Linked DNA regions of Mus musculus: all the other regions are linked to region 3. A link is a loop called in an ENCODE intact Hi-C map of the cell type or tissue named here. Cell type or tissue: heart. All regions are shown on one strand.

Region 1 (8,000 bases), 73 kb after region 3:
GACCAAGAGTAAGTCCAAGGCCGACAACAGCAAGCCGAAGAGGAGGTCAGATAAAGGTGAAGGCCAACCAAGACCCTAACCAGGCAGTGAACACAGCAGCAAAGGCCAGCCAGTGCCGAGGAAGGCTTGGGCAGTGTTGCTGGCATGGATACTAGCATTCCCTCTACCTGGTCACAGGCTCACCCTAAGCCTACTCATGGACTCTTGGTCTGCCCCACTGACTCAGCAAAGGACCCCAGTGTGTACTCTGAGAGTGAGTGGGTGGGTCCTATTCTGAGTGACTACAGGCCAGCTATCCACTGGGAACTCTGGACACAATGATGCTCTCGAGCCTTCAGAAGCAAGGAAGCCAGGACAGAGTTGTATTACACCGCAAATGTAACCTCTTCAATCAGGGACCAGGTCTTCTCCAGGCCACAGATGGCAGACAGACAGCTGGAAGGACTGCAGCTGAAATAAGGGATCTGAACTAAGCAGTCTAAGGATTAGATTGAGGCGCGAGGCCTTTTTACCCCAGCAGGAAGAGCGTTTTGTGAACGGTGATAAACAAGATACACTGTCCTACTGATGCAAAGGCCTTTGTGGGCGGTCAGAGGTGTCCCTAACCATCCCTTGCTCCTGCCCCAAGCGGCTGCCTTCAGTCACAGAGGCCTCATGTTGCTTCTTACATTCTCAACCTCCCAGTGTGAGAACCAGAGGTGCCTCTGTTGGTTCTGGGGTCACCTGCTCCTTCTTGTGTTCGGTACTAGGATCCTCCTACATGAATTACTCTCTGTTTTGGAACCCAAAATCGTATTAAATATTTTTAAGAGCCCCGACTGTGAATACCAGCCAGGCGTGCTGGCTAGTTTTAGGGCAATTTGACACAAGCTAGAATTATTTGGAAGGAAGGAACCTCCTTTGAGGAAATGCCTCAGTAAGATCCAGCTGTAGGGTGTTTTCTTAATTAGTGACTGGTGAGGGAGGACCCAGTTTATTGTGGGTGGTGGCATCCCTGGCTTGGTGATCCTGGGTTCTATAAGAAAGCAGGTGGAGTAGGCCATAATGGGCAATCTAATAAGCAGCACTCCTCCGTGGCCTCCGCATCAGCTCCTGGCTCCAGGTTCTGGCCCTGTTTTGATTCCTATCCTGGTGTCCTTCGGTGGTGAGCTGTGATGTGGAGCCAAATAAAACTCCCCAAGTTGCTTTGGTCATAGTGTTTCACCACAATAATAAAAACCCTGTAAACAAAACAAAACAAAACAAAAACAAAACAACAACAACAACAAAACCCAGGGTCACCTGGTCCCTGTGACCTTGCCCCAGTTGTAGCCGACACCTCCTATCCCACCCACCCTGAGATGGGCTCAGAGATGAAGCTGCAGGACTCAGTCTGAAGTGGGTTGTTGGTAATTAGAGATGGGCTCTGGACTTTGGGAGGGGCCCCCAGTAGGTTGCGCGACCCTCAGTGGTGAATGGGAAGGGTGTGGGAACCTCTGAGAACCATTCTCCAGGAGTCTGTGTTGAACTCCAGCAGAGAGACAAGTCTGAACAGCTACTGGGAGCCCCAGGCCCTCACAGAAGCCCCTGTAGTCTTTCTCGAGGACATTCAAAGGGGCCCAGAGAAGAAAAGTGGAGCCCCCAGGAAGTAAAGCGGGGTCCTGGGAAGTTGGGGGTGGACTTTGCCTGCCATCGGAGACCTGGGACATCAAGGAGGGCTTGAAGAGGCGGGTCACTGGCCTCGTGCATTCTTGGGTTGCAGCAAGCCAATCCCGTTTGGACATCTAGAGCGTACCAGACCAAGCGCTTTACGCCCAGAATCAGCGAAGCAGCTTGGGCAGTCCGACCTACTTGCCCGACCTACTTGCCCAACCTACTTGCCCGACCGACTGGTGGCTCCTACTGTAGCTCTCTGCCTGGAGGCTCTACTGACCTTACCCTCCTACCCTCTTGGTGGCCATCTGTCTCTTGGGGTTAAGGATGGCTCTGTAAAACTTTGGCTCTGTCCACTCCTTCATGTATCCCCATTCATCCTGGCTTTCCACGTGCCAGAGGGGCTTAGCCAAGCCCGTAGGTTCTGCTGGAATCCTCCCACGGGAGGTGGTAGCCAGGAGAGCAGAAGAGGGAGTCCAGGCTGAGGGCGGGGCTTTGGGAGGGAGGGGAGGAGCCTGGGGCAGAGTTTCATTTCCAGAAGTGAGGAGGGAGGTGAGGGGGTGGGGAGAACAAAGGCGGGCTCTCAGGCCTAGGGTGAGGTGCCAGTGTGGAGCCACCTGCCCTGCCCACGCTGGATTAGGTTAGGTCCTAGTCATCTGTTTCATGGCCCAGGCACACGAACCCACTGCATTCCAGCACCCACAGACATATTTCTTCGGGCTTTGGCGGTGTTGAGTCCTTTCGGCACTTCTGTCTCCTGCTCTTGCCAGCTGAGGATCCTCCCCAGAGGACCTTCCTCTGCTCCCTCCAAACCCTGCTGTGACCTCAAAGGGTGCTTAGTCTGTTGGCCTAGGTCTCTCATTGAGATGCTAAGTCTTCTACACACTGGGCGGCTATGAACAGCTTGGGCTTGGTACCTCAGTTTCTAGGGGCTCCCTGGGCCCCTTTGGACTTCCCACTGGGGGCTTGGACCTATCCTCTTCCCTCCTTCCCCTTCTCGACCAAGCCCTCCCCCCCCCCACGTCACCCACACCCCTGCCAGTCTTCATGGGCACTGGAGAGCCCAGCACACCAGAGGCGGCTTCTAGGTTCCACTTGGAAGGACAGCCTGAATGCAGGAAGGTCTCTGTGTTAGCTAATTTTGGTTGTCAACTTGACATATTTGGGAAAGGGACCCTCAACTGAGAAACAGATGCTATCAGGTTGGACTGTGAACATGTGAAGCACTGTCTTACCCAGTAATTGATGTGGGAGAACCCAGACCACGATGGGCAGGGCCATCTCTATGCAGGTGGGCCTGGGCCGGAGCAAGCCAAGGAGAGCAAGGCATTATGCAGCGGTCCTCTGCTGCTTTTAGTTCCTGCCTTGGATTCACCTGATGGTTGACTGTAGCCAGTAAGTAAATAAATCCTTCCCCAAGTTGGAGTCTGTCAGTGCTTTGTCACAGCAGCAGAAACTTCTAGAACAGTCTCTGAGCCCATCCTGGGGCCCCGGGGAATCTGCTGGGGCCCTGTGATTGCTATCTCTGGTTCTGTATTCTGGGAGCTGAGACTCCAGGCTAGTTTCTGGGGATCATTGTGCCAAGATCCTCCGCTTACTGCTGGGCAGACAGAGGGGTTGCATGCGTGATTCTGTAGTCTCCTGCTGTTCCGTGGCAAGACCCGTGGCTTTAAGCTGGTGGCCAGCTCGAGGGCTGAAAGCACCACCCTCACTTCACCCCCAGCCCCTCCTATTTTTCATACATAGGGCAGCTGGAATCAGGCTTAGCTCTGGGCTCTGTGTAATTCCCAGGTGGAGCTGAAGTTCCCACGATGTTACAGGGTCCTGAGCTAGGCTACATGCGCCCCCTGGTGGCAACGGCTCTCACATCCATGGTATTTTTTCAGTCTTGGCCATGTGATAAGCCAGCAAATAATTTGAATAGAATTCAAAGAACTATGTGCATGGGTGTGCTTGTAGTGTAAAGTGTAAGCCCATGGTGTGTATGTGATGTGTGTGGGGGCCTTTTGCAGTATGTGGGTAGTATGTGTGCAGTGTTATATCCTGTCTGGTCCATGTGTTGTATATGGTGTGGTTCTATATAGAAGGTTTCTACATATCCTGTGCTATACAAATGATGTTTTGTGGTATGTGATCTGCATTTATATGTAATCCCTGTATGAATATTGTGTGTATGATGTACAAAGGTGTGTACGTGTGTTATGCATGCTTTGCAAAATATGTTGTATGTGGTGTGCCTGTATGTTCATGAGTGTTGCTTCTGAACATGGTATAATGGTGTGTTTGTGTTTGTGAGAGAGAAACAAAGTATGAGTGTGTGTGTTTGTTTAATGTGGTATGTGGTGTGCATGTGTGTATGGTGTATGTGTGAATGGTGTGTGTGTGTGTAGGAGGGTGGAATGTGTGTGTTAGGATAAACTGAGGGCTTCAAGCCTCCCTAGGGTAACTCAATTGGGGAACTAAACTCATATCATCTGTAAGAGCAGTGTGTACACCATTAACCACTGAGCCATTCCTCTAGTCCCCACAACCGCTTGGTGGGTTTTTAAATTATCAGCTCCATCATTAGAGTCTTGAATCATGGCTGGGCACACGGTCCAGCAGCCATTCCATCACCTCAGAGATAGAAAAACACTCCACCAGTCCAACAGACTTGTGCTCTGCAGCTACATATCTGTGGCCTTGCCACAGGGGAGGGTGACATGGTTGCAAAGAGAAGTCCATTTGGTTGTCATGGTTGCAAAGAGAAGTCCATTTGGTTGCCACAGAGGAGCATCTCCCCAAACTCCTCCATCTTGCTAGGTTCACCTTGGCAGATAAATCAATGAAAGCCTGTCCCACCAGGCAGCCTGTGGGGATGGTGAGTCAGCATGGTACAGTCGAGATGCCTCTGCCCTGCGGTTCTGATTTTTTGTCTTCCTTCCTTCCTTCCTTCCTTCCTTCCTTCCTTCCTTCCTCTCTCTCTGTCTCTCTCTCTCTGTCTCTCTCTTTCTCTCTCTCTGTCTCTCTCTCTCTCTCTTTCTTTCTTTCTTTCTTTCTTTCTTTCTTTGTGTTTGTTTGTTTGTTTGGTTGGTTGGTTGGTTGGTTGGTTTTCGAGACAGGGTTTCTCTGTGTAGCCCTGGCTGTCCTGAAACTCACTTTGTAGATGAGGCTGGCCTCAAACTCAGAAATCCACCTGCCTCTGCCTCCCGAGTCCTCCACCACACCCGGCTCTCTATTTTAATTAATTAATTAATTTTTTTTTTTTGGCATCCTCCCTTGGGATGTCCAGGCACTGATGCATACCAAGCGGGGAAGGATGGAGCAGGGCTGAGTTCTGAGGTCCACATCTTCCCTTGGAGTGTCCAGGCCCTGATGCAGGGATGGATGAAGGGAAGCCGAGAACAGATGGGGGGGTGGATCAGCAGGATCCCTGTCTAGGCACTGAGTGCTGCAGGGAGGAGATCTCTGAGGATCTCAGAGCTACAGTTCTTCAATGCTACAGATGTTTTAGAAAACAGCTCTCTTAAACAATAGTTAACGAAACAGCTTGTGCACATACACTTCATATATATATGTGTGTGTGTGTGTGTGTGTGTGTGTGTGTGTGTGTGTGTGCGCGCGCGCATGCATGTATGTGTGTGTGTGTGCGCGCACGTGCGTGTATGTGTATGTATATGTATGTATCCTTGACACAGGATGGGGTTATCACAGGGAAAGGAGCTTCAGTTGGGGAAGTGCCTCCATGAGATCCAGCTGTGGGGTATTTTCTCAACTAGTGATCAAGGGGGAAAGGCCCCTTGTGGGTGGGGCCATCTCTGGGCTGGTAGTCTTGGTTCTATAAGAGAGCAGGCTGAGCAAGCCAGGGGAAGCAAGCCAGTAAAGAACATCCCTCCATGGCCTCTGCATCAGCTCCTGCTTTCCTACCTGCTTGAGTTCCAGTCCTGACCTCCTTGGTGATGAACAACAGTATGGAAGTGTAAGCTGAATAAACCCTTTGCTCCCCGACCTGCTTCATGGTCATGATGTTTTGTACAGGAATAGAAACCCTGACTAAGACAAAGCCCCACTAAGAGATGGGAGTCCTCCATTTTGCTCAGGGGGGCTGTCTGGACAGGGTAGATTACAACCTTAGTAGAGAAATGTAACCCTTCCTGTTAGGACTCACAAGTTGCTCAGGAGGCAGCCCTCCCTCCTGCCTGCCCTCCCGCCCGCACTCATATTCTGCCTCATACCTTCATTCATGTGAGGCTTCACATTCCTTCCACATCAGGCCTCGTGTCTCCTTCACAACTCCCTCCTCACATGTTCCTCCTTGCCTCATCAACCCTGCCTTATCAGGGTTCCAGTTACTTCTGGACTTGAGAGAAATGATGGACAGTATACACACACACACACACACATACACACACACACACACAATATATATATATATGTCTCTTTGTCTCTTTTGTCATATTGAGGATATTCGCAGATTCACAGACAAACTGGCCAAGTGACCATGGACTGAAACTGAGCCCAAACAAACCTTTTTTTTTCTTCACAACTTGATTGTGACAGGCATTTTGTTACAGTAACAGAAAGCTATGTTACTGTATACTAACAACTGTCAACTATATACTGTCAACACCAGCCTCCCTGTGTCCTGGCAATTTGATGCTAGACTTTGGTACACAAGAAAAATTAAAAGGAAGTGTTCTCAAAACCCTTTACTAAGCATATTCATTTCTAATTGGAATTAACCTGATTGTTCATCAACAGAAGAAAAGATGAAGACCTTGTGGCATAGTTATAAGCAGTGACACATGTAGAACACACTGCCCAGGTACCACTCGGTAGAAGATAGAGCTCCATCCAAGAACAGATGAGATCCAAAGACCGTGGGCTGGCTGTAGACATGGTCCAGGTATAACCATGTGAAAGCCATAGGACATACACCTTGCACAGATGCATTTTATGTGCCTTCTGGATGATGTCACATGTCATAGGTTAATAGGCAAGAAAACACAACAGTAGCAAGGTACTCAGGAAAGCCCCAGATACAGAGTGCACCCAGGACCTGGGATGTCTAAATGAGGCCAAGGGTGTCTGAGACAACTCCCAGTTTTGCTGGTCCCGAGGGATAGGAAGCCTGTAGATGCAGGAAGGTCACGAGGCAGGAACTGAATCAGTAGAGCTAGCATGGATGGTGAGAAAGGGGGCTGTATACTGTGGGCCACTGAGACCAGCTAGCTCATGGTTGGGCAACCCAGAGGGACTCTGCTGATCCAGGCCTATGATTGAGTGACATGGGGACCTGAGAGGAGCCAGCTTGAGGCAGAGGAATGATATAAGTGGTCTGGTGGACAATGACTGAGCGGCACCCAGGAAGGGCTGGCTGGTCCTGGAACAGTGTGGGAGGGACATTTGGAGGAAGATAGGATGATGGGAGAGAGGGAGGGAGTGGACTGGGAAGGAAAGAGCTGCAGTATGGAGAGTGTGTAGTGGGGTTGCCCGGTCAAATCCAGCAGGGAGAGCAGGAACTGAGTGAGGGGAAGAGGCAGCAAGGAACAGAGAGGAGGTGGGAGCCTCAGAGGGGAGAGGGGTACTGGAGGCAGTTTGGGGGATCCAGACAAGAATGCTGACACCACTGAGCCTGCCTGCAGCATGCCCAACACTCTTGGTAAACCACTTTCTTTCACCTGTCCAAAGAGACATCACCTATCTCTGTCTGACAGGTGGGAGGCAGTGGCATGGAGTCAGTGCATGCCTCACTCCAGCCTCTGAATACAGGTTGTAGGTCCTGATAGACTGTGGAGGGTGAGAAAAAGCATCAGAATGGGGGCTAAAGGCAGAGGGCACCTTGAGGGCAGTGACTTCTGGAAGCAAAGCAGGGCAGGCTGACCTTCTGGCTGGATGTATCGTAAATTCAGGCACAACTTCCAGGTTCCACAGGGAGTTGTCAGTAGGCTGTCCGTCATGACTCCATTTCTCTCGGGGTGTGGGGTTAATGTCAGATCTACAGAACACCCTACTGCCTTGCAGATGCAGGCAAACCAAACCTGTTACGGTATTTCCAGGGGCCAGAGTCCTCTAGGCGTGGGCTTGAATAGAGTCTGGGCTAGAAGCCAGAGACCAGGGAGGGATCTAGACAGGGCCACAGGTGATTGACTAACTTCCAGGTTCCCATGTAGAGCTGTCAAGGTGCTGTGACTCATCGGAACACTCCAATGAATCAAGGAGTCAAGGCCACACGTTACCATCACTGTGGAAACGAATGGGCCTCTTTCCCAGTAGCCCTTAGCTTCCTTTCTGGTCTGTAGTGTGTCACGTTGAAGGAACACACTCTGGGCTGGGGGTTGGGCTGTGCCTGGGATCCTCAGCTGGCCCACTCTAGAACCTGCCATTCT
Region 2 (8,000 bases), 52 kb before region 3:
GATGGGAGTACTGGATATGATGGTATCTCAGGGGAAAAGATGCCTCAGCATGGGCCTGCAAAAACACCTGCTTACCTCCCACCATAGCAAGCCTCCACCAAACATATCCCTGGTTTTCTATTTCTTTTTATAAAGCATAACTGTCACTACCCAGTTCTCATATGCACCCAATAAAAATTAAGCTTGTTTTGAATTTGGCTCTAAATTGTGGTAGTGAACTTCTTCTCCCCAAGTTACCTGACAGTGTGTATCAGACTGAGGTTCCGCAGCCATGGGGAAGCTTCTTTGTAGGATCCTTTTATGTGAATAATGTGCGGGTACTTGGTGCTGGGTCCTGGCCAATCATAAGCACTAGATCCTTCCCTTCACAGCCTCATGGCCATTCTCACGTACTCTTTATCTTGTTATTTATGTGAGTTAGAGCTTTACAAATGTCAGTCCATTTTAGTTCTGAAAACCCTTGCTCTGTATCTCTATCCATCTGTGTGATCAGGCAAGACAGTGCTGAGGTCCGTCCATCTTGTGCCCTCGGTAAGGCCATTTCCAGGTTTAACCAGAATCTGATCTCCTTCATGGAGAATCCATTGAAAACTACCTTGCTTTATTCTAGGAACCAACGTTCTGGATGTCCTAGGTCACTTATCCAAGCCTTCAGTAAAACTACAGGTTTATGTGAAACAACCTTCTCACCCTCCTTAGTTTCACCCCCACCTCCCCACTGGCTAAGCTCCCCTTAAGATCCCTTGCTTCAAACTGCTTACTTCTTCCATGTCCCTGTGCCTAAGAAGACAGGATGTTTTTTCAGACTTTAAAAGCTCTATATTCTAGACACTCAGTGCCACAGCTAGGTACCCAATACTTGGGTGCGGTCCCATATGTCTGGAATAAAGACTTTCAATTGGATTTATACTCAGTGTAAATGCGTGAATGGCCATCTCTGGTGAGCTTCCAGTCATACCTGTTACAGTGGTCTTAATGATTATGGAAGCTTTGAAGCTGTTCACACAAAGATTCAGCTCTCACCTCAAAGGGGATGAAAGAGAGTTCATCCTGAAGCCAAATATAAATGAGGGTGATCCGGAGGAAAGCCTTCGGTTAAATCTGATAAGTTATTTCTCTGCCAGTGTTGAAAGAAACTATCTATATCTGTATCTGTGTCTGTGCCTATATCTATCTCTATTTATATCGATAGATAGATAGATGATAGATAGATAGATAGATAGATAGATAGATAGATAGATAGATAGATAGATAGATAGATATGTGTGTGAGTGTGTGTGTGTGTGTGTGTGTGTGTGTGTGTGTGTGTATGCAGATTATTCAAAAGGTACTCTCAGGCAGGTTCACTGGCCCCAAAGACCAAGGCCAAAGAAGTTGCTGAGAGAGAGAGAGAGAGAGAGAGAGAGAGAGAGAGAGAGAGAGAGAAAGAGAAAGAGAGAAAGAGAGAAAGAGAGAGCAAGGAAATTGGAAACACAAGGATAGTGAAAAGAAGAGCTAGAAGGAGAGTAGGAGAGAGCGAAGGAGGGGGAGGAGAGACCATACCATCTGGATTATATAGGGAAGAGGCTCTCAGGAAGGGCAGCTTAGCCTCTGGGCTGGAAGATTCAGGGTTGGAGATAGGGAATGCCAGGTAAGGACTGAGGGATGCTGGGATAATGTAGAGGCCAGGTCTGCTTTAATATGTAAAATATGAACTTCAGTCCCTAGTATCCAGAGTCTGAAACCAAACAACCTCAAGTTCCATGTATCAATGTGATGAAGGTTTTATAGTAACAACAAAGAAAGTTCTAAATCAAGGTACTTTTCAAGCACACTAGTGGAAACGGCAGGTAAAGGGGTTCAGGACACCTCTGCTATAGGCTCCAGGTGGCATCTGATGACTCACGGGCTTCTGGTAGGAGGAAGCTAGGGTGTTAAAATGCAGTCCTAAAGATTCTGTTAGTCACAGGATGTTACATCAGAAGAGAAGTAGCCAAGGAATGGCCATTAAGGGTGGTAAATAAATCCTAAGATAAATTACAATAACCCTGAACCTGCAACATTGTAACCACTGCACAGTCTCAGCCGTTCTGTTCTATTACCAGCTTTGGAGATGATTCAGTGCAAGGTGAGGCTCCTTTGCTGCAACTTTCCTTTGAAGTCCCCACCTCCATTTCCTGGTAAACATCTGGATTGCCATTACTTAAGGCCCAGTGCAAAGAATATACTATCCCTGGACTTGGGAAGAGAAAGGGCATTCTAGGTGCTCCAAATAGAACATTTATATCATTGTCTTCCCTTCTCTCTTTGAAGAGATTTAGTTTAGTTGGGTCTGTCAATCACCTGGCCAAGAGACAGCCCCCCCTTGGGAAGGCAGATTCACCTAAAGTCAGGCTACAATGGGACATGGTTCTGTTATAAAAAGGAACAGAGTGCTAAGTGGTCAGAACTTGGCATGCTCCCTAGACTATGTGAAAGAAGCCAGGCCCAGAAGGTGTGCACTGCTTGGGGTTGTTTACACAAAGTATACAGAACAGAATTTGTAAAGATGGAGGGAAGACAGTCAGGGGTTGGGGGAGGGGGTGAAGAGTGTGTGCACAATATGTGTGACATTGCATGTGGAGGGATGGTGACATTGCCTGTTGAGCTACAGAAAGGCAGGCTTACAGAGAGCACAGACGCGCTGGGCTTTTTACCTGGGCACAGGGATTATGGCCATGCGTCCTCCTGTTTGAACAGTAAGTGCTCTTCCTCAGGAGCCACTTCCCCAGCCCAGGCTGGGCTCACACTCATGTTCTTCCTGCTCGCCTGTCCCCAGCGCTGGGACTGCAGGTCAGCACAACCACAGCCGCTTAAGGCTTTTTTCCTAAGTCCGGGGTCTCTGTTATTGCTTGGATTCTGGTGTAAGACATGGAGTTCTCCTGTTTTGTAACAACTGTAGTTTTGTAACTGAATGCAGTGGTTTTGCCCCAAAGAAACTGCTCATATATGCCTGGAAAAGAGGAAATGAGAGTCTCAAAGATCATCTTTCTTTTTTTTTTTTTTTTTTTCTCATTTTCCATACAGGGTTTCTCTGTATAGCCCTGGCTGTCCTGGAACTCACTCTGTAGACCCGGCTGGCCTCAAACTCAGAAATCCGCCTGCCTCTGCCTCCGGAGTGCTGGGATTAAAGGCATGTGCCACCACTGCTCAAAGCTCATCTTTCTAAATAAAGCTGGAGGATAAAGAAGAGACTTAGACTTTGGAGGCTGAGCTCTATGTCAAGGTAGAAGAGGCCCAGCCTCAATCCCAAATTCAACTGCAGAGATGAGCTCCCCTAGAGGCCGAATGTAGCATGACAACCAGCGAGTTTATTGTCTAGAGGAGTGAAGACAGGTGCTTTGGGCTGGTTCTATGTGGTTTTCTTTGAAAGGCAATATCTGAAACAAAGAAGCACAAAAACTGAAAATTAAGCAGCTTTTCTCCTTAAAAGCCGAAGAATTTGTTATTGAGTGACTGCTTAGCTCTTGAGATGAAACTGAGGATCTATTTGAGTTGATTTTAATTATTTTCTTTAATAATTTTTTTATTGCTTTGGTGTGTGAGGTAAGGATTACTCTATTCTGATGGTACCCAGATGTCCCAGAAAAGAGGAAATAAGAGTCCCAAAGATCATCTTTCTTTCTTTTTTTTTTTCATTTTTGATACAGGGTTTCTGTGTATAGCCCTGTCAGATGTGCAAATACTATTATTGTCGACACAGACAGACATGGTACTACTGTTAAAAATCACCCCAGCATGTATAGGAGCTGGGCTTCTGGACTCTGCTTGCTCCTGTCTTTATGTTTGTATTTCACTGGTTTTTTGTTTTCTTTTGTTTCGTTTCTTTTGTTTGAGACAGAATTTCAAGTAACCCACGAACATTTTGTTTCGTTTCTTTTGTTTGAGACAGAATTTCAAGTAACCCACGAACATCTAAGACGTTGAGGATGCTCTTGAACTTCTGATCCTATCTCCCCTGGCTTTGGAGTTCTGGGATTACAGAATTGCACCAGCAAATTCTGTGATTCTTCCAATTTCATGTGAATTTCAGTAGGAACCACTCCTTGCCTTTTTCATCCCCTCCCTCTCCTCCCTCTCCTCCCTCTACTCCCTCTACTCCCTCTCCTCCCTCCCTCCCTCCTTCCCTTCTTTCTCTCCTATCTCTCCACCCTCCACCTGACAATCTGAGTTTGAGCCCTGGAATCCACAAAGTAGAAGTCCTGTAAGTTGCCTTGTGACCTCCACACATGCACTTGTCACATCCATGTGTGCACATAAACATACTTGATTATTAAATAATAATAATTAATTAATTAATTTAAAATCCTTCCCATTTTTAAGCCTAGAACCCTTCCATTTATTTAAGCTGCCTTCATTTCTTTCACTACTTTTAATGTCCTAAGCTTGTGCCACTTTGTTTAAACATATTCCTAGGTGTTTTCTTCTTCTCTAAGTTATTGTAAAAAGAACTGTTGCCTTCACTTCTTCTTGCTCTTCATTGATAGTCTATAGAAAACACCCATGGCTTTGTGTGCTGCCCTCATAGCCTGCATTTTGGCTGACTTTTCCCACTTAGATCTTCCTGCTTATTACAGAACCTTCCTGATGGTTCTGCCTTTCCAGGTAAATCCTTCAATAGAGGGTGTGGAAAACAGGGCGTGGAGAACACACCTGTGATCCCAGCACTGAAGGACCTCAAGTTCAAGGCCAGACTGGCTTACAAAGGATTGGAGGCAAGATCCTGAAAGCCTTGTGGACAGAGGTAGTTCCTCTGCTTGGCCAGCAGGTGGCAGATTCTCCCCCAGTTCACGTGGCTATCTCTCCACAAGTCCATGCCCTAATCTCCTCTACTCAGGGATTATTCAAGTACATTAAGATCTGCTCTAATGGCTTCATTTTGTCTTAGTTAATAGCCCTGTGGCAATACAGCTGAGACACTAGGGACACTGGGGACTAAGGGCTTCAACACATGAGGCTGCAAAATGTGAAGGTTAAAAAGCTGCTTTGGGTTATCTTCAATCGTATGTTCTTGTTTGTACTGGTTTGTATATGCTTAGCCCAGGGAGTGGCACTGTTAGGAGGTGCACCCTTCTTTTTTTTTTTTCCAGGTCTTTAATTAAAATTTCTGTTTATTTAAGTCCTCCTTTTGGCTCTTGAAACTTTACATTTCTTTTTTTTTAATTAATATTTTTATTACATATTTTCCTCAATTACATTTCCAATGCTATCCCAAAAGTCCCCCATAACCTCCCCCCCACTTCCCTACCAACTCATTCCCATTTTTATTGGCCCTGGCGTTCCCCTGTACTGGGGCATATAAAGTTTGCATGTCCAATGGGCCTCTCTTTCCAGTGATGGCCGACTAGGCCATCTTTTGATACATATGCAGCTAAAGTACAGAACTCCCCGGGGTACTGGTTAGTTCATAATGTTGTTCCACCTATATGGTTGCAGATTCCTTTAGCTCCTTGGGTACTTTCTCTAGCTCCTCCATTGGGAGCCCTGTGATCCATCCAATACCTGACTGTGAGCATCCACTTCTGTGTTTGCTAGGCCCCAGCATAGTCTCACAAGAGACAGCTACATCTGGGTCCTTTCGATAAAATCTTGCTAGTGTATGCAATGGTCTCAGCGTTTGGAAGCTGATTATGGGGTGAATCCCTGGATATGGCAGTTTCTAGATGGTCCATCCTTTCGTCTCAGCTCCAAACTTTGTCTCTGTAACTCCTTCCATGGGTGTTTTGTTCCCAATTCTAAGGAGTGGCATAGTGTCCACACTTCAGTGTTCACTCTTCTTGAGTTTCATGTGTTTAGCAAATTGTATCTTATATCTTGGGTATCCTAGGTTTTGGGCTAATATCCACTTATCAGTGAGTACATATTGTGTGAGTTCCTTTGTGAATGTGTTACCTCACTCAGGATGATGCCCTCCACGTCCATCCATTTGGCTAGGAATTTCATAAATTCATTCTTTTTAATAGCTGAGTAGTACTCCATTGTGTAAATGTACCACATTTTCTGTATCCATTCCTCTGTTGAGGGGCATCTGGGTTCTTTCCAGCTTCTGGCTATTATAAATAAGGCTGCTATGAACATAGTGGAGCATGTGTCCTTCTTACCGGTTGGGACATCTTCTGGATATATGCCCAGGAGAGGTATTACTGGATCCTCCTGTAGTACTATGTCCAATTTTCTGAGGAACCGCCAGACTGATTTCCAGAGTGGTTGTACAAGCCTGCAATCCCACCAACAATGGAGGAATGTTCCTCATTCTCCACATCCTCGCCAGCATCTGCTGTCACCTGAATTTTTGATCTTAGCCATTCTGACTGGTGTAAGGTGGAATCTCAGGGTTGTTTTGATTTGCATTTCCCTGATGATTAAGGATGTTGAACATTTTTTCAGGTGCTTCTCTGCCATTCGGTATTCCTCAGGTGAGAATTCTTTGTTCATTTCTGAGCCACATTTTTTAATAGGGTTATTTGATTTTCTGGAGTCCACCTTCTTGAGTTCTTTATATATATTGGATATTAGTCCCCTATCTGATTTAGGATAGGTAAAGATCCTTTCCCAATCTGTTGGTGGCCTTTTTGTCTTATTGACGGTGTCTTTTGCCTTGCAGAAGCTTTGGGTTTCATGAGGTCCCATTTGTCAATTCTTGATCTTACAGCACAAGCCATTGCTGTTCTATTCAGGAATTTTTCCCCTGTGCCCATATCTTCAAGGCTTTTCCCCACTTTCTCCTCTATAAGTTTCAGTGTCTCTGGTTTTATGTGAAGTTCCTTGATCCACTTAGATTTGACCTTAGTACAAGGAGATAGGTATGGATTGATTCGCATTCTTCTACATGATATCAACCAGTTATGCCAGCACCAATTGTTGAAAATGCTGTCTTTCTTCCACTGGATGGTTTTAGCTCCCTTATCGAAGATCAAGTGACCATAGGTGTGTGGGTTCATTTCTGGGTATTCAATTCTATTCCATTGGTCTACTTGTCTGTCACTATACCAGTACCATGCAGTTTTTTTTTTTTATCACAATTGCTCTGTAGTAAAGCTTTAGGTCAGGCATGGTGATTCCACCAGAGGTTCTTTTATCCTTGAGAAGAGTTTTTGCTATCCTAGGTTTTTTGTTATTCCAGATGAATTTGCAGATTGCTCTTCCTAATTCATTGAAGAATTGAGTTGGAATTTTGATGGGGATTGCATTGAATCTGTAGATTGCTTTTGGCAAGATAGCCATTTTTACAATATTGATCCTGCCAATCCATGAGCATGGGAGATCTTTCCATCTTCTGAGATCTTCTTTAATTTTTTCTTCAGAGACTTGAAGTTCTTATCATACAGATCTTTCACGTCCTTAGTTAGAGTCACGCCAAGATATTTTATATTATTTGTGACTATTGAGAAGGGTGTTGTTTCCCTAATTTCTTTCTCAGCCTGTTTATTCTTTGTGTAGAGAAAGGCCATTGACTTGTTTGAGTTAATTTTATATCCAGCTACTTCACCGAAGCTGTTTATCAGGTTTAGGAGTTCTCTGGTGGAATTTTTAGGGTCACTTATATATACTATCATATCATCTGCAAAAAGTGATATTTTGACTTCCTCTTTTCCAATTTGTATCCCCTTGATCTCCTTTTGTTGTCTTCAAGTACTATGTTGAAAAGGTAGGGAGAAAGTGGGCAGCCTTGTCTAGTCCCTGATTTTAGTGGGATTGCTTCCAGCTTCTCTGCATTAACTTTGATGTTGGCTACTGGTTTACTGTAGATTGCTTTTATCATGTTTAGGTATGGGCCTTGAATTCCTGATCTTTCCAAGACTTTTATCATGAATGGGTGTTGGATCTTGTCAAATGCTTTTTCTGCATCTAACGAGATGATCATGTGGTTTTTGTCTTTGAGTTTGTTTATATAATGGATTACATTGATGGATTTTCTTATATTAAACCATCCCTGCATCCCTGGAATAAAACCTACTTGGTGAGGATGGAAGATTGCTTTA
Region 3 (8,000 bases):
GCTTAGGACCTCGCCGGTTTTTCCCCTTTTCTTAGATAACCTTTATAGAAAACTCTTAACAACTTAGTAACAAATGCTACAAAGTGTTCCTTTTTCTTCCTGAAACTTCTGACTAGCAGACCTGAAAGTTAGAGCCATTCAGTTCCTGAGGGGAATAGAACGAAAGCCACATTATTTACACACACACACACACACACACACACACACACACACACACACCTACAGGTGTCAATCACCTAAGTCAGCTGCTTTTTTTTAACCCTCAGAAAACAGCAAGAAAGTTTTTAGAACTTTTCAGAAGTTATCATCAGCATTTCAGTATAGTTAGAGAGTTAGAACGGCCAGAGACCCTCAGACTTTAAAGCCACACCAGAGTCCTACTCTGTGCCCTGTCTCTTCCCTCTCCAGGCCGGGAAGCTCCAGGCAGAGGTAGGAAGACCCACTCTAAATCTTGGCCACACCTTCTGGTGGCAGCCTATAGGACATGAAAGAAGGAAGCTCTTTCATTTTGCCTGTTTATCCTCACTCTCAAGGGCACATTCACCTACTCGACTGCTGATGCACTAATTTGCTGGTGTCAGAACCTACTTCTTTAGGATTCCAAAGTACACAGGAGACCAACTGAGACATCTCGTCTCATGAAAAGCTCTCCAGTTGTTGGCCTTTCCACTGGGAAACAGCCATTACTAGGCAAGCCAAAGCATAGCCTGTAGGCCACTCTAATAAATTCCATATGTGTGTTCATCCTATCAGTTCTGTTCCTCTGGAGAAGTCTGACAGACAAATACACTGCATCTTGGAGCAGGGCCAGAGACAGTTGATGTTGTAGGGTCCCACAGGACTCGGGTATAACAGGAGGTGAGGAGGAAACAGTCCTTACCTTCCTAAGCGCAGAAGCCAGCTGCCTGCATAACTGTGCTTGCCACTGACAAGAGGAAGAATAGGAGCTTCTGCACACAACACTGCAGTCTCTTTGGTCAGGCTCCCAAGATACAGAACAATTAACCTCAGAGAGTTAGCATCAGTAATTCAGGGGCTACAACACTCCCTAAACACCCAATTATATGTTCTCTTTCTGTCTCTCGTTTTTTTCAAGACAGGATTTCTCTGTATAGCCCTGGCTGTCCTGGAACTCACTCTGTAGACCAGGCTGGTCTCAAACTCAGAAATCTGCCTGCCTCTGCCTCCCAAGTGCTGGGATTAAAGGTGTGCGCCACCACTGCCCAGCTTCTTTCTCTCTCTTAAATGAGCAAAACAATAACAAAAATGACACACAAATACCCCCATGAAAACACACACACACACAAAGAGAAATCAAAATAAACAAGCAAAAGACCAATATGAAGACTACGAGCCAACAAAGTGGAATGAGATGACAAGAACGCCGCGGAGTTTGGCGTCAGCCAACTATTCCTGGGCACAGGACCTACCCTGATGCGTGGCTGACAAACCCAGTGAGATTCCATTGGAGAAAACATGCTTGCCCTTTTCCAACTGTTATCAATAGCAGATAGTTTCTTGGCTAGGGGTGGGAGCCCATGTCTACTTTGCTTCCTCAGTGCTGGGGCCTCATCTGATCAATACCTTATGTGTGCTGTGACAGTCTCTATGAGTTCATGTGTATCAGTTCTTCCTTGGATTCATCCATCTCCTTTGGCTCCTACAATCTCCACATACATATCTGAGTCTTGGAGGCAGGGGTGGGGCGGGGTGGGGTGGTTTTGATGGAGGCATCCCATTTATGACTGAGTGCTCCAAAGTCTCTCACTCTCTGCACACTGCCCAGTTGTGGATATCTCTGTGTTAGTTCCCATCTACTGCAAGAAAAAGTTTCCCTGATGAGGGCTGAGTCAGACACTAATCCATGGATATAGCAGTAAGACATTAGGGATCATTTTATTGCTAAATTCCTTCAGCAGAAGAATAGTATGGGTTTCCTAAGGAGGCAGGTAAAAGTTAGAATTTACTGGGTTTTCACCAACTGGTGGAGGGCAGGGCATCGTCAATGGCCTCTATGGCTGTGTGTCTCTGTGGTACCACCTTCCTCATCAGATCCAGGGTTAGGGTAAGGCTGACAACAGGAGGATGCAGCAGGGCACCAGTCTTACACCCCTCCCTAAAATTAAGAGCTGGGGCTGGGGAACCTCTGGATTCCAAACTCAAACTCAGGACCTACCAGGGAGAGGCTGCTTTCCAGCAAGCAATGAGGAGCCAAGGTCTGGGAGTCTTGGCCTGGGAGAGCTATAACCAGAGACTAGGCTGGGGAACCCAAGGGAAGAGAGAGGAAGGTAATGTGAAGGACTGGTACTGGGCATGGGATGGGGCATAGGGGTACTTGCTTAAGAACAGAAGAGATCTGACCGACACATAATCCCTGAGAAGAAAAGAAGATGGAAGCTGGTCAGGAGAATACCAGGGCCACCAGAAAGGAGTTCCTGTTTCTGGTTCCTCGTTGTCTCTCACCCCTGCCTGGAAGTTATATGTGAGAACGAAGCTAAAATGGAGAGGAGGAACCTGGGCACCTTTTGGTTGGACCAGCTTGACTGAACAGCTTATCCCTCTCCATGTCTCCATGTCTCACCCCAATTTCTATCATCAGTCCTTCCAAAAGCCCTCAGACCAGCAGCCCAGTGGTAGCCCCATTCCTGGGAGCACCTTTTGCTTTTTGGAGCTCTGCCCTCAGTCTCATAAGCTCTCGCTTATGAATTTACAATAATCATGTCCCTAAAACTCTGCTGCCTGTGAATTTCCCTATTTAACTTCAGAGCTGAGAACTTGAACACTACTGGCTTTGACGGCCTCTGAGTTCCCTAGGATCCTAGCTGAGAGAAAAAGTGTTGGCTCAGGACCACTAAGACCAGGTTCTCAGCACAAAGGAGTTGTATTTGCCCCAGAAGGACAGAAGGCAGGGATAAGAGACAAAGACAGGAGACAAGGGATGAAGGGGCAAGGGGGAGGAATAAGGGGCAAGGGAGACTGGTAGGGGGCATTTGTCTTGGGGGACGAAGGTCTGTGTCTGGATAGAGAGAAGACAGGTGGGGCCCATGGGCAGATGGGAAACCCTATATTAGCATGAGCTGTTTAATTTTAATTGAGCATGCTACTTAGGTGAGCCAAAGGGGTCTTTTGATTGCTGGACCTTGGTCGTCAGCCTCAGGAGGAGGAAGTGGCCAAATAAGGGAATAGACCTTGGTAGCTAGCTTTAGGAATGAAATCTAACAGATTTTAGCAAGGCAGAAAGAATTGGGGAGAAGCATAAGGCCTGCCAGAGCCATGTCTGCCATGCTCGAGCTAGCCAGAATCCCTTCACAAGAATGTCTGGTTTTTTTCCTAAAGTTTGTAGGTCTCTGTTCCTGCCATTTTAAATCAGATTAAAGAGTGCACCCACTTCATGTAGAATTCTGGTTGCACCACTGATCAGGGTGTGGTACTATTCCAGCAACCCCTAGGGTTGGTATAGGGCTAGCAGACAGAAGAGCTGACAAGGTTGTAGCAAAGTTTAGAACCCTGATAAAACTCATAATTGAGAACGGCCGCAGTTCAGACTAGCTTCCGACCAGATTCCTGTCCTAGAGTACAGGACCATGATACTCCACTAAGAGGACCATGACAACTGGTCACATAGCATAGAGCCTAGAGGTCTCTATGCTAATGAGATATCTAGGGGCTCGGAGTGTTTAGCCAATGAGCATTCTTCCTAAGCGTCCCTTTCTGCAAAAGGTATTTAATCTCTGGTTCACCCTGAGTAAATCACATGAGTCTTCATGTGCCATGAATAAACAGTTTGGACAAGCAAGGGCTGTCTCCTTCATCAAGGACCACTATGGGGGGAAGCCTTCATCATACAGAGCTGCACCTAAGTCTCGGGTAGAAGGCCCCTGCACACTCCTGGCACTCACCTGAGTTAAGTTGGAGCCCCCACACGCCCTCATCACAGGCCCTCGGCCCTTGTTCTCCCAACTGCTTGCAGTCCTCAGCGGCCTTGGGATACACAGAAGTATGGGAACCCCATTCTCAATGCCGTTCTCGGCGGCATCTGGGTGCCCAGGAGTTTGAGAACCACAGCCACTGTCCTAGCCCCTGCCATTTCTCACCTGGAGAAACATGGGTTGGGACCCCTATTTTAGACTGCATTTCACCTCCCCTGAGTGATGTGTTGGGGTCCCAGGAGCCTGGTACCCCGACACCCTGGAAGGCAGCTGTGAGGAAGGAACATAGCCTAGCGCCCGTGCATTTCTCCTCCACGAGAGATGTTCCAACACTCAAGCCATAAGATGGAACCGCAGACTCATCAATGGAAGATGGAATTATTAGACCAAGATCCTTAGTCATCTGCCCAGCAGATGGAAAGGCCCTATGGGTGAGGGCTGAAGGGAGTTTGCTCTAGGGCAGGGGACACTCAATTGTGGCATGTGGCTGTGTTCTCATTTTCATCTAATGACTTTAAGCTGATGGTTAGCACGGGAGCTGGATGTGCCACCGTGGCCACCCTTGCCCCTTTAATTCACCGGCAGGCACAGCTTGCCGGAAGAAGCAGAAGCCGACTAACCCTATCCCAGGAGGGTGGTGCTTTCAAACCCGGGCTCCAGGCTTGGCCACACGCGCCCCTAGTGGCAGAAGCTGTCAAAGCAGTAAGAGCGCATTTCAACTTTCAAGTCAATGGAATCTCCCCATAGCAAGCACACGCTGAGAGCTATTACACTCACTAACAACACTGTCCCTCCCTGGGGGCGAGAGGAGGATGCCCGACCCTTCCCGTCCAACCCATAGGAGTTTCCAGGGGCGCTTGGGGGTAATACGGGCATTGAGCGCTCCAGGGAAGATTTAGTCTGACTTGTGTGTTTGGGGAGCCAGAGCTACTTCAAAGGGAGCTTTCACTGGGCAGAACTCCCATTCCACTTTCCTGCTTAGATTCTGGGTCCTACTTAGGACTCACCATGGGCAGGGCACCACAGGCTTCAGACAGGCTGTAAGATACCTGGGAGAGAGAAGAGAAAGTAAATTGGCAGAGGTGGTCGGGAGCTAGCTTTCAGTTTCCTGACTTTTGGGAAGAGGTGGAGAGGCGGAGAATTTGAGTTTCGATTTCCTGAAGTTTAGAGGAGGGAGAGGACTATGGGGACCTTCGGAAGTGAAGGGAGCAGGGGCTCTAATAGAGCCTCTTAGGGCTCTCTGGCCTCTGTCCAGGCCTGGGATGAAGTGTATATGTCATCTCCGTGACATTCCCAGACCACTCCCCTCTGAGGGTGGAGGCTGGGGGCTGGAAATAGCACAGCTGGCCAGAGGCTGGGAGGTTGGAAGGTACCCCAGGGAGAACTTCTGGTCCACATAGAGGGGTCAGGCCCCACCTCACAGTCAGGTGCTGAGTTCTGGCTGGAACTCCTGGCCCCCACTGGAGCCTCTGTCCTCCCTACTTAGACATCCGGGCAAACCTGCCCAGGAGTTGGAGTCTCCATAGCTGTTTTCCTACACCACATCTATCCGCACAACAGCGTTCCCTTTTCATCAACAGTCTTCAGAGACTTGGGGTTAGAGGACAGGGTTCACAAGAGGGGCAGTCCTTCAGAAGTGCCAAGGAATGTCAAGGAAGTCCCTTCTTTAACACCCTGTTCTCTGGGATGGAGGTTGGGTTGGGAGACTGGACTTTGGTAAAATAAAGCTGTTAGAAACTTTATCTTGGAGCTCTCCTCCAGGGCGACCCTACTTCTTGATCAGAACTGATAGGATGGGGTGATAGAGGAAAATTTGGGGTGTCTTTGATTTTGACAGAGCCTTTTTTTGTCAGCTCTTGGTGAACTTAGCTTCAGAGGGCATTCCTCAACAGATAAAAGAAACTAATAATGGCCCTGTCTTCACTGGTTCTCAGTTCAAAACTTTCTGCACACAATGGGAAACTGCCCACCATACGGGGATTCCCCACAACCCTCAGGGCCAAGGGATAGTAGAAAGAATACATCAAATCCTAAAAGCTCAACTTCTAAAACAAAAGCCAACCACCTACCCCCATGTACAATTAACAATAGTTATGACTACACCAAGCATATTTAACATCTACAAAAACTCTAAGCATTCTCCTATTTCCCTCCATTGGCACACACCAAAATTAACCACCCCTACCCCCACCCCCACCCCCATCTTAGTACGATGTCATGATCCTTTGGATGGGATTTGGAAAGGACCAGACTCCTTACAACTGAGAAGGATTTCGTTTGTGTTTTCCCACAGTATCAGCCTATTCCTATCTGGGTTCCTGCCAGAAATGTCAAACACCAACCAAGAAGATAGCCTGCCTCTTACTGGCAGATCAAGGACAGAGGAGGTGGAGGAGGAGGCAGAGGAGATGCCATGCCCAAAAGAACAAGATCTCCTGGAAAGACATTCATGACCTGGTGACTGCTGCCCAGGCATGTGCCTTACACAACCTCCCTTCTCTGTAGCTGTCCTTCAGCCATGGAGAACTGGGTCTACTTGAAAGGGAGGCTAGAAATGATAAAGGATAGGGTGCAAGAGAAGGATGAAGCCAAGACAAAGTTTCTGATCAAGGCTCAAAATTTAATATTCAGCTCTGTGTTTATATAGGGAAAATCCACAGACCCCATCCTTTGTTTCAGCTAGATTAAGTTGCAAAGTAAGCTCAGCGGGCAGTCTGTTCCTGTAAGAAATTGCAAATGGGCTAGATGGAAGATTCCACCTGGGTCTTTAAGGTCCAACTGTGGCAAGCACTTAAGGTCTATTTAGCCTACTCAAGCCTGGAGGAAGGGGACACCTCTCCTTTGTCATTCTTCATACTAACTCCGCTAATGTCCAGCCTCTCTCTAGCCTTCCCAACACTTACCATCAAAGATTCTTCTCTAGGGAGACCTACAACAGATACACACTCAAAAATCATAGGGTCCCAGAATTGCCCACTTGAAGCATGTTGGACCAGGACTGAGATCTCCCTACACCCAGATGGCATCTCCACTATACACAGCCCTTTCCTCTGCTTTCCTTACTGAAACACAGGTGAATGTCTCCAGGAGGTATTGGAGCTGCAGAGTGGAAACCAACCAGCCACAGTGGCACCATGCTCACCAACCTAAAACTCATTTTCAGCTTTCCATCAGCCATCTGTGGGATGAATGTTGTCGAACAGGAGTCATGGGTAAACTCTACCATAATGGCTATGCCAAATACCCCATAGCCAACTTACATGCCTCTCGTGAACTCCCCCTTCCCACCTCCAAATCAATCTTTATGCATGTTAATATTCTTCAATGGGAAAATCAGTCTCAGAAGGAACTCCAAGCTACCCATTCCTGGCTACAGTAAATCCAATATACAGCTGACCTCCTTCCTTTAATGACCCACCCCAACTCCTCCCAAAAACTCCTCTTTTTTCTGTGCTTCTCTCTCCTGACTGCTATTAGCAGCTGTTCCCATAAAACCCATAGACCCTTACCCACAAGGAAAGCACAGGATATTCCTCTCTTCAACCTAAAGGTGGGGCATTTCTTCCCCCTTTTGCCTTGTAGGACCCTCCTCAAAAACCCCATCTTATATGTGCCTGTTACAACACCATCACCAAATCAACATACATCAACCCCCTGCACTTCTCTGGTGCAAAGCACTACAGGCTCCTGCATTAACACTGCCCCCCGCCCCACCCCTTTTCAAGGCTCCTGCAACTCCTATAATAATTGTTTCCCAGATTTATCTCTATGAACCTGAAGAACTTGCCTTGCAGATGGGAGGAAGAGAGAGAGAGAGAGAGAGAGAGAGAGAGAGAGAGAGAGAGAGAGAGAGAGATATCTTCATCCCTCTGCTTGCTGCACTGGGTTTCCTTGTCTCATTAGGCATGACAGGAGCTGGTAGAGCAGCCCTGGTCCAAACACAGCATCTGGCCATCGACTTCCAGACCAAACTTGACCAGGCAATGGCCTCCACTGCAGACACGCTTGAGTCCCTTCAATGCCAGACAACCTCCTTGGCAGGAGTTGTTCTCCAAAACTGGAGGGCCTTGG

What was found. Peaks named below come from ENCODE experiments on the same cell type or tissue, not always from the same donor. Only the 100,000 strongest peaks of a DNase experiment are listed, where the experiment ranks them.
Region 1: a loop joins it to region 3, with 3 times the contacts of the local background. A loop is called at or near these places in 7 of 42 quality-filtered maps.
Region 2: it touches region 3 in a loop (3-fold over the local background); 5 of 42 quality-filtered maps call a loop at or near these places.

What each region holds. Positions count from the first base shown.
Region 1 is chr15:74,891,983-74,899,982 of GRCm38, reverse strand. No RefSeq gene overlaps it. Among named protein-coding and RNA genes, the nearest start is that of Ly6m, 14 kb to the right of the region's middle. In heart, a CTCF peak has its summit at 3,489 (motif pointing left); a DNase peak (open chromatin) is centred at 3,422.
Region 2 is chr15:75,016,542-75,024,541 of GRCm38, reverse strand. It overlaps Gm28068 (a long non-coding RNA gene), which reads right to left. Exons shown (of 3, transcript XR_875428.1): 3 at 1,269-2,971. Among named protein-coding and RNA genes, the nearest start is that of Ly6a, 23 kb to the right of the region's middle. In heart, CTCF peaks have their summits at 3,191 and 4,765 (motif pointing right); no DNase peak of the experiment used is centred here.
Region 3 is chr15:74,965,005-74,973,004 of GRCm38, reverse strand. It overlaps Gm28068 (a long non-coding RNA gene), which reads right to left and starts at 6,074. Exons shown (of 3, transcript XR_875428.1): 1 at 4,937-6,074. In heart, no CTCF peak of the experiment used is centred here; DNase peaks (open chromatin) are centred at 4,624 and 5,154; H3K4me3 peaks cover 937 bases; H3K27ac peaks cover 923 bases.